Regions from separate parts of the Homo sapiens genome. Here region 1 is linked to region 2. A link is a contact called in ENCODE Hi-C or POLR2A ChIA-PET data. All regions are on one chromosome and are shown on one strand. Each heading gives the region's core, a stretch centred on a gene start or an enhancer-like site at or near the end of the contact. The rest is flanking DNA. Distances are from core to core; before and after follow the strand shown. Region 1 overlaps PRKCB (protein kinase C beta). Region 2 overlaps LYRM1 (LYR motif containing 1).

Evidence for each region. A loop is a pair of places that touch in the nucleus more often than their neighbours do. ChIA-PET counts read pairs that join two places held with the same protein, here RNA polymerase II (POLR2A). Pooled maps may share reads with other maps.
Region 1: a loop to region 2 is called in a pooled map, with 8 times the contacts of the local background. The contact joins two enhancer-like sites. A Hi-C loop is called at or near these places in 1 of 50 pooled maps. POLR2A ChIA-PET finds 5 or more read pairs at or near these places in 2 of 52 experiments (K562 and naive thymus-derived CD8-positive, alpha-beta T cell).

Annotation. Positions count from the first base shown.
Region 1 is chr16:23,859,272-23,866,093 of GRCh38, reverse strand. All of the region lies in intron 2 of PRKCB (protein kinase C beta), which reads right to left. Among named protein-coding and RNA genes, the nearest start is that of PRKCB, 27 kb to the right of the region's middle. RefSeq lists an enhancer at 1-334. Within about 2 kb of position 2,238, at least 7 of the 41 ENCODE cell types and tissues checked have a DNase peak (open chromatin) inside an H3K27ac peak, as active enhancers do.
Region 2 is chr16:20,901,114-20,908,142 of GRCh38, reverse strand. The region is part of intron 1 of LYRM1 (LYR motif containing 1); the gene reads right to left. Among named protein-coding and RNA genes, the nearest start is that of LYRM1, 3.9 kb to the right of the region's middle. RefSeq lists an enhancer at 6,395-7,029. Within about 2 kb of position 3,507, at least 12 of the 41 ENCODE cell types and tissues checked have a DNase peak (open chromatin) inside an H3K27ac peak, as active enhancers do.

The sequences.
Region 1 (6,822 bases), core at 989-3,488, 3.0 Mb before region 2:
TTTACAATCAATCAAGTTAACAACTGCTGTTCTTATCCTACTTTCTTTCACTTAGGTGTGAAAAGACAGGAAGTACTTGAAGGGTGGGGTAGACTCAAAGGATAGAATCCCACAGGATCCCATAGAGCCCGGGGGCAATTTGACCAGGAAGGGGTTCTGAACTCCAGAAGAGGAGGATGGAGAGTGGAAACACAAAGACTAAAAGGCAGGCTCTAGCATGACATCCAGAGAGAGGCCTCCCTCTTCTGGGCTTAAGCCTACTCTCCCAGAACCTTCACTCAGCTCCTTGCATCCCAAAGGGCAGAGTCTAGGCTAAGCATAAAGGATCCAATCTATGCAATGGAGGGAAGTAAGTGTCCAACACAGAGGCACCTGATGAAATACAGCGACCAGCCCAAGAAGAGCCCCTTGGGGCTCTGTTTCTTACATTAGGAAATCTCAATTTCAGCCTGCACAACATGGCAAAACCCCATTTCTACAAAGATAGATATATATTTATATATAAAAATTTAAATATACATATACACACACACACACACACACACACACACACACACACACACACACACACACACATATATATATATATATATATATATATATATATATATATATATATATATATATGCCGGGCATTGTTGTACATGCCTGTAGTTCCAGCTGCCCTGGAGGCTGAGGTGGGAGGATCACCTGAGCCCAGGAGGTCAGGGTTGCAGTGAGGTGTGATTGTGCTACTGTACCTCAGTCTGAGTGACAGAATGAGATCCTGTCCAAAAAACAAACAAACAAACAAAAAACCACACACACACACACACACACACACACACAAACAAAACAGAAAATAAATCTTGATTTCTATTTCTTCCTCGTTCAATCTTGTGAGGTTGTGTGCAAAGGAAATTTACCCATTTCCTCTAGGTTTTCTAACTTGTGTGCATAGAGGTGTTCATAGTCATCCCTGAGGATCTCCTGTGTTTCTGTGGGATCAGTCATAATGTCAGCTTGGTCATTTCTGATTGTGCTTATTTGGATTGTGTCCTTTGCAGCAACATGGATGCAGCTGGAGGCCATTATCCTAAGCAAATTAATGCAGAAACAGAAAACCAAATACCACATGTTCTCACTTCGAAGTGGGAACTAAACATTGGGTACACAGGGGCATAAAGATGGAAACAACCGACACTAGGGACCCCAAGAGGGAGAGGGCATAGGGGAAGGGGGTCAAAAAACTACCTATCAGATGCTAGGTTCACTATGTGAGTGGCGCGACCAATAGAAACCCTAACCTTAGCATCACGCTCCATAACCACGTAACGAAACTGCACATGTACTCCCTTAATCTAAAATAATTTAAAAAAAACAAAAAAAGAAATCTCAGAGGCCCTGGTCGTGAGAAGCACCCAGCCTCCACTCAGGGATGGAGGGATACAGAAGCAAACTCCACCTTCCGTTTCCTGTTTGATCACAGCAACTCCCAATGCAGGTCTCTGCTATAAGAAGTAGATACAGGTTTTTTCTTTTCCATCACTTATCATAATCTAGAACGACCTCTTATTTTGTTTGTTTGTAATCTTGTTTATTATCTGTAGGTTACATGAGGAGCAAGGGCTATCTTGCCTATTGCTGTATCCCCAGTATACAGTAGGAGCTCAATAAATTTTTCTTTTCAAGATGAGTTCTCACTATACTGCCCTGGCTGGTCTCAAGATCCTGGGCTCAAGTGATCCTCCCGTCTCAGCTTCCCAAAAGACTGGGATTGCAGGCGTGAGCCACTGTGCCCGGCAATAAATATCTTTTCTTAATCTCGAAGGTGAGGATACTTCTAGCAATACAGCAATAAGCCTGAAACACAGTACCTGAGGGTGGGAGAGCTCACTGAGCAGAGATGGTGTTTAGGAAAGAAGTAGAAATGCCTCTACTTCGGAAGGGACCATTTCTGTTCCTAAAATAAATAAAATCATATGATTTTCCTAGGACTATTTTTTGTGGCTCTATGGGTTAAGAGTCAGAACCTTCATGTTAGTCGCCCTACAAAGGAACAAGGGAGATCCTTATTACTAAGTTTTGAAGTTTGACCTCAGCTTAGCTAAGATTTTACTCTGTACCCATTACTGACGGGCTGGTACAAAAATAAGAGCAGTAACTTCCTCTTTTATTTAAACAAAGAGAGAGAGAGAGAGAAATAACGTACTGAACTCTGAACTTCCTCTCTTTTAACCACAACTTACTACTGACTTTTACTTTGGTAAAAAGATTACCAAATCAGGCACATTCTTGGTGCTGATGGATAGTTTCTATCCAAAACTCTGCCTGGAACATTGTCTACTAATACCAATTTTAATATAGGAGCCAGTCCAGGAACCCTGATTGGAAGCGGACAAGACTGACTCCAGGCTGCCATAAAACTGCCCAGCTCAGCTTTGGGGCTGCTACAGTTACATTTACAGGATAGACACTTTCCATACGAAAATGAAACTGCATTCAAAATGCAATTCTATTTCGAGGCACAAATCCACAGCTAGATAGGGCAGAGGAGCTGGGACATCGGGTGCAGCAGCCTAAGTTTGGCCCCAAGCTCTGCCACTTAAGAGCTCTGTGACATTGTATTACAGGAAAGGAGTCCTGATCCAGACCCCAAGAAAGGGTTCTTGGATCTTGCACAAGAAAGAATTCAGGGTGAGTCCACAGTGCAAAGCAAAAGCAAGTTTATTAAGAAAGTAAAGTGGTGAAAGAACAGTTACTCCATAGACAGAGTAGGGGGTTCCTAAAAGTAAGAGAAGGAGCACGTCCACCCTAGGTAAAATATTCGTGTGTGTGTGTGTGTGTGTGTGTGTGTGTATGTGTATATATATGTATATATATACACATATATATGTATGTATATATACACATATATACGTATGTATGTATACACATATATACATATATATGCATGTGTATATATATACACATACACATGCATATATATGATTATATGATCATATATGTTATATATTATATAATCATATATATAAATCATATATATATGATTTTAAAAATCATGGAGAGATGTGTTCTGCTACAAGGGTTTGTGATAAAGGATTAATTTTCTTAATTACTCTGTTTTGCAATAATCAATATTATTATCCTTAAAGCAAAATTAGGAATGCCTTTGTTCTCAAGATATCGGGATAGCTGGACACTGCCAAGCCTGGCTCTGTTTAGTAAACATTATCAATCTGTTCCCTTAACTGTAGACATCTAGAGGCTAGGAATACCTTTCTTTCTGGGAATGCAGCCCAGCAAGTCCCGGTCTTATTTTCCTAGCCCTTACTCAAGATGGAGTCACTCTGGCTCAAGTGCCTCTGACAATTGGGGAAATGACTTCACCTCTCTGGGCGTTAGTTTTCCCATGTGTTAGACAGAAAAGAGTCTCGTTTCTGTTATGGGCAAGCAAGCTTCAGCTAGACCCAACCTTTCCATAGGTAACAAGTAAAAACTCTCAACGAAAAAAAAATTTTTTCCTGAAATTACTCGAAAGTGAACAAAAGAAAGCAGATTCTGCAGAGAGGTTGAAACTTGGAAGAAGGGAATGGTCATTTTACAGCTTTTCCCCTGAACGCAAGCTGCTGTCAGCTAAAACTTCAACATGAAGCCTCAAGTCTTTCTGGTGTACAGAACCAGAGGACAGGTTTCAGGTCACTCACGGCTTCTGGAAAGTGAGGAAGGAATTCCATAATAGAGACAGCCAAGAGAGAAGAGCCCCAAATTCTGTGTCTAAACCCCACCCAAATGTCTGGCTGACTCTTGAACCATGCATGCATGGGGCAGTCCCAAAGAAGACTCAAGGATAAAATAAAAAACAGAACTGACATCTGAGCTGGTGTCCCAGAGACAGTCTACTGTCCAACCAAGTCAATGGCCTACTAAAACAAAAACATCAATGCTTTTCAGAGAAATACGAATGAATCCAGAGTCTCCACAGCACAACACTTACAGTGTCCAGGATACAATCCAAAATTACCCGACATACAAAAAACCAGGAAGATAAGACACAATCTCAAGAGAAGCTAATCAACCAGGAAAAAAGGGGGAGGAGCAATGATTCAGAGTAGGTTGAGGCAATAACCTCAAATTGTGTGAGATACAATGCATTCTACTGGAAAGAACAGAAAACCCATCTTAAGACGTTTTAAGCAGTAAGAGAATTATCTAACAAAACAAAATTTCAAGAGATAGAGCTATATCAAGATTAGTGAATTCAGGGGCTCAAGGATATTGTGAAGGAGACAGATCCTCTCCCTCTTTTTACACTGCCATTTACAGCTTGCCAACCTTGTCCCTCATGGTCAAAACATAGCTGCCACAGCTCCAAGCACCACATGCAAATGTGACATGAAATACTTAAACACAAATCCTTTGTCCTATGTCCCCTTCCTTCCTGCTTTGCCCTGTGAGTATGTGATTCTGGGAGCTATCACAGCCTTCCTGGGACCAAGAAGGGAGACACTGATCACATTTTGAGGATGGCAGAGCAAATAACTGAGAGGCGCTTGATGACAGTGTTAAGTCTTTGATTAAACCAACCCTGGAACCACCAGCCTCCTTGTTAGGCTCGCCAGATATTCTGTTTTTAAGAACCAAAGCAGGTCAGGCATGGTGGCTCATGCCTGTAATCCCAGCACTTTAGGAGGCGGAGGTGTGAGGATTGCTTGAGCCCAAATTCAAGACCAGCCTGGGAAACACAGTGAGACCCTGTTTCTATAAAAAATAAAATAATTAGCTAGGAATGGTGGGACATGCCTGTAGTCCCAGCTACCTGGGAGGCTGAAGTGGGAGGTTTGCTTGAGCCTGGGAGGTTGAGGCTGCAGTGAGCTGTGTTTGTGCCACTGCACTCCAGCCTGGGTGACAGAGCAAGACCTTGTCTCAAAAAAAAAAAAAGAACTAATGCATCCTATCTGAAACAACCTCCAGAATTGGAGAGCTAGTAACACTTGCTATAAATAGAAGGTGAGTATGAAGAACACAATGAAAATTTAAATTATTAAATTCTAGCAGGTACATAGCTCTGAGTCTGAGATTGCTTCATTCTTTTAGCTTAAAAGGGAGATTTGCATGCATTAGAAAGATGTTTAGGACATGATAGCACCAAACTAAGACACTCTCCTTAACCCGAAGAATTAAAAGAAAAAAACATTTTTTTCTTTTTTATACTGAGTCTCATTCTGTTGCCTAGGCTAGAGTACAGTAGCGCGATCTTGGCTCACTGCAACCTCTGACTCCGGGTCCAAGCAATTCTCCTGCCTCAGCCTCCCGAGTAGCTGGGAGTACAGGCACACACCACCATGCCCGGTTTTTTTGTTTTGATTTGTTTTGTTTCTTTTTTTTTTTAGTAGAGATGGGGTTTCACCATGTTCACCAGGCTGGTCTGGAATTCCTGACCTCAAGTGATCCACCCACCTTGGCCTCTCAAAGTGCTGGGATTACAGGTGTGAGCCACCACACGCGGCCTACAAGAGAATTTCTTTTAAAACTACGTAGTTCCATGTTGTTGAATACCTTACATCATTAAAAATCTTTGAGTGCCACCAGTAACATACTTCAGATATTTTAAAAATGCACCCCTGTATTAACAACTCCCAAACATTTACCTCTATCCCTGACTTCTCATGACTTCCAGTTGCCTTTGGGCACCTACACCCGGATATGGCACAGGCACCTCATCCTCAACATACCCAACGCATAATTCTCTATCTTCTCCCCCAAGCTTTCTCTTCTTCTTGTATTCTCTGCTGCTATTCATGATATTTCTATGTATCAAGCACCCAAACCCGGACTCCCTCAATAGGTGACAACATTTATAGTACTTTTTTTTGGTACTAAGTGCCAGGGTGCCACTGCATCTTACACAAGCACTAACATATTTGATCCTGACAACTCTTATTAGGTAGGTCCTATTATCATTCACCCCTTTTTCAAAATGAAGAAGCTAAGGATAAGAAATTTGCCTGGGGTCATGAGATTTGAATGCAGGTCTGTCTAATTCCTCTTTTTTTCTGCTTCACAAAGAAAATAGAAACCACCAAGCAAGATTTCTCAACTGGCCTCAAAACTTCATTTATTTCCCACCCATTTTCCCATCACTTCTCATTTTCACCTGTGCTCTCCCCTCCATGGGTCCTTCCCTTCCTTGACAACTCTCTCGCTCTCTCTCTTTCTCTCTCTCTCTTTCTCTCTCTCTCTCTCCTAATGCTGTCAACCTCACCCCCTTGAGAAGTGCCATGCTCCCTTTGGGAACCTGGAGGTCTTTCTCTCCTGCTTTTAAAGTTTCCTGCCTTTTCTCTGCCTCCTCCAAATTTTCTATTCTTCAAGCTAAACATCCCCGGGTACTTCAACTACTTCTTCCTGCCAAGTGTCTTCTCTCTCTTGCTTCTCCCCGCACCTCACTGACATTCTTCCTCTCTCTTTCACTGCTTCCTCTGCCTCAAAACCCAACTGAGAACTCAGGCTCCTCTGTGCAGCCTCCCCAGGACCCTGGGAGGTGAGCTGCTCCTGGCATTTCTCCCCCCTCTCCACCATTACAGCACACATCACACTGAGTTATCAATGTGTGATTTATGAGTCTGGCCTACAAGTTTAGGGGCTGCTTGAGGACAGAAAGCAGCTTCCCCCTGCCCATCACAGGGCGGCTGACTATGCCAGCCAGACCACGCTGTGCTATCACTCCTTTTACACTACTCTCTTCTGAGTGGACTTTGGAAAAGATACAAAGGAGGGATCTCACACTTTCCAAATCAGACCCCACAACTTGATATGCCACCTTCTGTGCCCTGGCCAAAGACT
Region 2 (7,029 bases), core at 2,258-4,757:
CGTGGCAACCCTGTCCCCTCTGACTCCAATGGAGCCAACATAAAAGCCACCAGTGCAGGGGCTCACTACAGTGCTACTACCTGGTAGGCCTTACTCTTCCCTTCCAAGGATCCATCCATCCATCCACTCACTCAACATTTATTGAAGGTCCACCATGTGCCAGACACCTGCCGTTTCTGGGGATACAGTGATAAATAAGCAGCCATGGTCCCTACCCTCCTTGAGCTTATATTCTAGTGGCATAGGCAGATGATGTACAAGAACAAGAATTTCAGACAGTCATATGTGCTCTGAAGAGTAATAAGATACAAATGACCAGAGGTGGGGGTTATTTTCTGGGTGGTCAGTGACATTTGAGCTGAGTCCTGAATGGTGTGATGGAACCTAATAACGGACCCAGGTAAGGGGAAGCTGGTGCAAGTAGAGGGAACAACAGGAGCAAAGGATGTGACGTGGGAATCGACTTCAAAGATGAACATGAGGCAGGGCATGGTGGCTCATGCCTGTAATCCCAGCACTTTGGGAGGCTGAGGTGGGAGGATTGCTTGAACCCAAGAGTTTGAGACCAGCCTGGGCAACACGGGGAGATCCCATCTCCATTGAAAAATAAAAACATTAGCCAGGCATGGTGGCTCATGCCTATAAGCCCAACACTTTCAGAGGCTGAGGTGGGAGGATCCCTTGAGCCCAGGTGATAAAGGCTGCAGTGAGCTATGATCACGCCACTGCACTCAAGCCTGGGCAACAGAGTCAGACTCTATCTCAAAAAATGAAAATAAAAAAGATGAACATGAATGCAACAAGAGCCTTTGGGAAAGGGGCCACAGGTCCACAGAATCCAGCACAGGTTGGGGGTAGGCCTTGGAAAGGCACTTTGTTTCTGGTCTTAAGCGCAAAAGACACTGGTAGATTTTATGCAAGCTGGAGTAACACGGTCTGATTTATATCTTTTTAAATACACTGTATATCAAACTACTGTATATCATAACTACTTATAATTCCAACACTTGTACAGATGGTGAAACAAGATCTTGCCTAATGCCCCTAATTAGTTGACAGGAGTCAGGGTCAAGAGCCAAAAAAGCTGGATGATCATTTTCCTGACTGACCACAAGCTTTTCTATTTTGGAGTCAGTAATGGGGACTCATAATGGGCAGCGATCAGTCTAAAAAACAAAAACAAAAACCAAACACCAAACACCCACCCACTCTGCCACTCACTGTCCAAAGTGCAGTGAGAGGGTCTGGGGAGGTTCCAAGAACTTACTGTACAAGGCATACCCAGACACTTGGTGTTTCTACAGGAGGACTATGGAAAGATCTGCTGGTATGAGGGGCCTCATCCACTGTGCCCTTTTACCCCACCTCTGGAACAGTTCCTCTGCCTTTGGAAAGACCATTGCAGCATGAACACTTAGGAATTTAAGAGCAGAGATGAAAATTCCCTTTCCCCAGCTGAGATTTATAGAAGTATGACTCTGGTCTCAGGAATGTCCAAATTCCAAATGCTGGACTCTCATGAGGCTTTGCCTTCTAAAGAAAATGTGTTGCAGTACAAATAAGAAATGGGACAAAGGCAAGAGGAATTTACCCTGATTTTCAAGCCCCAGGAAGTTAAACACCCCTTTCCATTTATTTCAGGAAAGACCTACCCCTAGGTGGAATTTTTTCCCTCATCAGAACTCATGACCGTAGTATAGTCAAATTTCTCTCCCAAGTACTTTATGATTTTTTAGCAAGGAGGGGGAATCATAAACTCCACCCAAATGAGATCATGGTCTTCTGTATGTGCAATGTCCCTCTTTTTGCCATAGGAAGCCTCTCTACTTCATACAACTGAAATACCCTTTCTTTGCCTATTTGCTGCTTCCACCTTTTGACTTCCATCACTTCTGGACGGGTGCCCTTTTCACACTGGGGCTGGGTCAGTGTCCCGGCTATGTGCACTCCTGGCACCTCTGGCATACCCCTGTCATAATGTTCATCCTACTCTATCATAATTTTGCATGACTTACCTTTCTTTTTCCACCATGTGTGTGTTGCAGGGAGTAGGAGGTGGGGAGAGCAGGGGGAGATTTGGGACTGTCTTGTACATTACATGCCTAGGCTGGCACATAGTTGGAACATGACAAATATGTATTAGAAGAATAAATTTACACACACAGAATGGTCATTGATAACGTATGTTCTCATCCTGAGATACACACGATGGTATCTGGACAAGCTTCCCAACTGATGATCCCAGAGCATTGAAGGGTTAAATACTAATTAACCCTTACTAGGATGCTTTCAAGAGCAGTGTGTGTCAGGATAAAGAACTGGAGACTCAGTGTTACTTGGGGAGGAATCCTCATCAGTTTCATCCAGAACAGCGTAAGAGACACAGCTATGATGTAACCCTCACTCTTAAGTTTTCTTAAGGCTGGTTAGGGTTTGTCCACTGGACTGAAATACCTTATAATATTTCCATGAAGTTTAGAACCAAACATAGAAGAATGGGGTTCTGATACTTTTTTCCTGAAAAAATCCTTTTGGGGAATAAGGTCCACTATACTCAATGATCATGGGTTAAAATCAATCTAGAAAACTGTGACTTAAAACTATCATTTGGAAAACCTCTACAGAATTGAAATGCTCTTGCTAATGTCAGAGCAACCAGATGTTCTTGCCCTGTATAGCAGAGTAGGGAATGTCTGTCCCATTTGTAAGGAATAGCAGATATAATACAAAATAAATGAACATTTATTTTGGGCTCTGGGCGGACAAGGCTGGGTTTGAATCTTGACTTTACCCCATTGGGCAAATTATTAACTGCCTGAGACTTGGTTTCTTAGAATGTACAATGGGGTAATAGCAGAACCCCTTTCAGAGTCGTAAGGATTATTCATGAAATAATCCATGTAACATCACTTAGCACTGAGAGTTAACAAAGGCAAATGTTACCTGAATAGGAGGAAACAGAGGAAGAACAACGAGGTCTCTTTTATCTATGCTAAGCTTTGTCTGAATAGGAGAGAAATGTGTGGCCTGTTGGTGAATTTATTGCTTTGTGGTAGTAATGGATTTTCCTAAAGCTGTTTCCCTCTGATCATTAATAATCCCTGTACAGCAAAGGACTATTGTTCTTTGGTATGAGTAAATAACCCTGTTGGAAGCACCGCTTATCTTCAGACCACAGCGCATACTTCTTACTGGAAATATAATGCAGGTGCCAACACCAAAGGCATGACCAGGCTTCCCTTCCTATTTTTCTTCCTTTATCTCTTACTCCTTGTTTATCCCTCAGGGCACTTTTCTCTTAGATCTGTTATACTCCCTCCTTTTTGGTGTACACCCATATTCTTACCCCAATCCAATAACCTTTAAGTGAAATTGTTCTCCATACATTTCTGGTCCCATATCCTCCTATCAATTAAACACACACACACACACACACACACACACACACACAACCACAGACTTATTTCCTGTTTCAGATTCAGTTTTTGGTTACTAGAATCCAAAAAGGGAAGTGTAATGCCTCACATGCCACACACTGTTTTGCAAATTTCAGGATATGCTTGTGTGGTATACTTAATCATACCGCAGCTATTTTATGAAACAGCATCTTTTTACACAGAAAATGATAAGAATATGGTCTGTCAGCAATAGGGGGCAGGGAGGAGAGGGTGGATGGCATTTTTATTTTACCTAAGGGAAAATAATTTAGTTTAGGCCCTGTAATATGGGAAGTTTTTAGAACACGGGGCCAAAACAAAAAATGTCTGAAAGACTTCTAAAATGTCTATCCCAAACAAGATCACAGGAGGCAAGCACACCCATTCTAAATATATCATACCAGCACCGGAGCGCACACAAGATTATATTTGTACAGGGGAACTCCAATCAGGCTACTGTAACCAAGATAACAACCAATAGATATACAGCTATTTTTCCCATCAGGGATAGAAGTTCTAAATGAAAAGTTATGGGCCCCTCAATTCAAAAGAAATGGAAGTATGTTTCCTTATTAGCATATTTTAACAGGCAAAGAAAAGGTACGGGTCAGTCAGAGGTGGTGAAAAAGCAGTCACCAGTTACTAGTAGTAGAAGGCAGTGGAAGAGATGTGGTGGGGGGGCTGGAATTGAAGGCCAATGCTAAAGATCATTCATTCATTCATTCATTCATTCATTCATAACTCCCCAGCCAGGATCTTTCACCCTTCATATCAAATCGAAAAGTCTGAGAACACAAGACACTGACTTAAGTTCTTGCTTTGTTATAGTTTTCTGAGGAACTGGATTAGGAAACTGACCAAAGAGCTTTGCATGCCACACTAGATACAGTTGGGGCTTTCTAGCACCTGACCCTTGATCCAACTCTCTGATAAATAACCACATTCTGTGCAGGGGTCCAGGCCTTCAGGACAGCTTCCTCCACCATCAAATAACTACTGAATGCGCAACTTTCCCATCTGCAGAGGCACCAGAGCTCCTCAGTAGGCTAAGTCCCTTGAGTTTCACATGCGGAGAATGACTAGCCTACATAGTACCCTCGAGTTCCTCCAGTCCAATGCTGACCAAGATAACTTTCTGTGAAGGAAAGGTTCTATCTGCTCTGTCCAATAGGACACACACCTGTCACAGGTAGCTACTGGCACTTGAAACATACTGTGTTGGAGGAACTGAATTTTTATTTAAATAGTCACATGTGGTCAGTGGCTACACAGGGATAGCACAGCCCTAGACCAAGAATTGCAAATCAAATGCCCACAGGGGTCAGCCAGGTAGCAGGAGAGGAGAGGCCTTTTTGGCAAACCCTGAGCATGAGCCACATAGACGGGAGACAGCTCTTCAGCTCTGGCTGACAGTTGCTGTGTAGGAACCTCTAGGAACTTCAGGCTGGTGTTGTCAGATTGTCGGATTTTTCAAATGAAGCCCAAAGTCTGGATTTTGATGTCCAATTTTTAAATGTTGGCAAGTAAATTTAAAAAAGAATTTAAATCACTGTGTGGGCTGAACAATATGTTTGCAGGCAATATCTGTCTTGTCAGTATGCAACTTCAAATCTAGGCCAACCCTTCAGCTCAGAGAGAAGAGCTTTATCCATGGCCACTCTGCTGGTCAGTGGCAGATCCAGGATTGAAACCCAGGCCTTCTTATTCATCTTCTGATACCCTTTACACTATATTGTGGAACTGATCGTAATTGTGGTGGGCTTGGCAGCAGTGGCAGGGACAAAAGCCCCTTTTTGTGAGAAGCTGTTGGATTGTATGGCTGATACCTTATGAACACAGTGTTCCTGCCCAGCTACAACCACCATATGGACAAGGCTCTGTACCAGGAGCCAGGAAGACACAAATAAGAAACAGTACCTGGGGGAGACAGCCATATAAACAGACAATTTATCCAAAAAGTCAGGTTTTCTATAACGGACACAAATTACCTGAGCACAAGTCCAAAAGCACTGACAGCTGGGAGAGGGAGGGAGGGAAGAGATTTGAGCCAGGACTTAGCTTCTACTTGCTGCGGGTAGAAGCTGGCAAGCGGGTGGATGAGATTCACTGATTACGGGGATGGGTCCCATTATTCCAGGATATTAAGGGGCCTCTTCCTTTGATCTCTGAGGTCTTGTCTGTGTCGTCTCCTTTGCTGGCTTCTCCTTCTCTGGGTACTCTCTAAATGGTAAGAACCCAAGGGATTTAGGGGTCTTCCTCTTTTATTTACACGCTCTTCTTAGGTGATCTGGGAGCTCCTCCCTGCCTTCCTTATTTATTATCTCCAACTATGATTTTTCCCCGACTTGTATATCTAACTTCTTGACAACTTCATTTGACTTGTTAATAGACTTATCAAACTTAATATGTTCAAAAGAGAACTTTCGATATTCCTTTCTAAACTGTTTTCCCGTAGGGAGTTAACCTTGGTTCCTCCCTCTCCTACACACTTCACATCCAATTCCCCAGCAAGTCCTGCAAGCACTACCTCCCAAATATATGCTGAATGGAATTCTCTCCATTTCCACTGTGACTGAGGGCCTTTTCTTTTTTCTTAAGACGGAGTCTCACTCCGTTGCCCAGGCTGGAGTGAAGTGGCGCGATCTTGGCTCACTGCAACCTCCACCTCCCGGGTTCAAGCGATTCTCCTGAGTAGCAGAGATTACAGGCGCGTGCCACTACGCCCAGCTGATTTTTGTATTTTTAGTAGAGATGGGGTTTCACCATGTTGGCCAGGATGATCTCGATCTCCTGACCTCGTGATCCGCCCGCCTAGGCCTCCCAAAGTACTGGGTTTATAGGCGTGAGCCACCGCGCCCGGCCGGCCCTTTCAACACTATCTTCACCTCTCCTTTGTCTTACAGTGCAACAGTCTCCTAACAGGTCTAACTACTTCCACCCTTCTCTATCCAGCAGGCAGAGCGGATTTTTAAAAATGTAAATCAGGTCAGGTCACTTCCCTTCTTAAAACCCTTAAGGTACACATTAGCCAAACCCCTGCCTTGGGCTAAAAGGCGCTGCTACAGTCATGCCACTTCCCCAACTACATCACAGGGCACTCCGGCCCTGGCTCTGTTTGCTTCAGCCACATGGCCTTCTGGCTGTTTCCAACCTAAAAGTCCTTCTCATTGGCTCTTCTCTCCACCCAGAAAACCCATTGTCTCGGATCCCCGCAAAACCGTGGCCTCCTTTGAACGACCTTACCCGATTTCGAGGGGCCCTCCCCCCATCTTCTGTCACCTCATCCGGTCTTTGGGGGGCATTTCTCACTTGCTGATACCTTCTTTATTGATTTACTTAACTCTCTCCTGCACACGAATGGAAGGTAACGGAGCAACACCCTACTCTCAGGTTTGAAGAGCAAGAGAATTACGAAGCTGGCTCTCACGGTCCTAGGGAGTCTCCGTTCCTGTACGGGACCTGGTGTGGGTCAACGTTCCCCAGCCAGACACCTCTCGCCCCCGGACCGGCCCCTACCATCTCCCATTTACATTCGGGGGTCCAAAAGATTCACAGCCTCCGAGGGGGCCCCACGCCGGCACCTGAGCGTCCC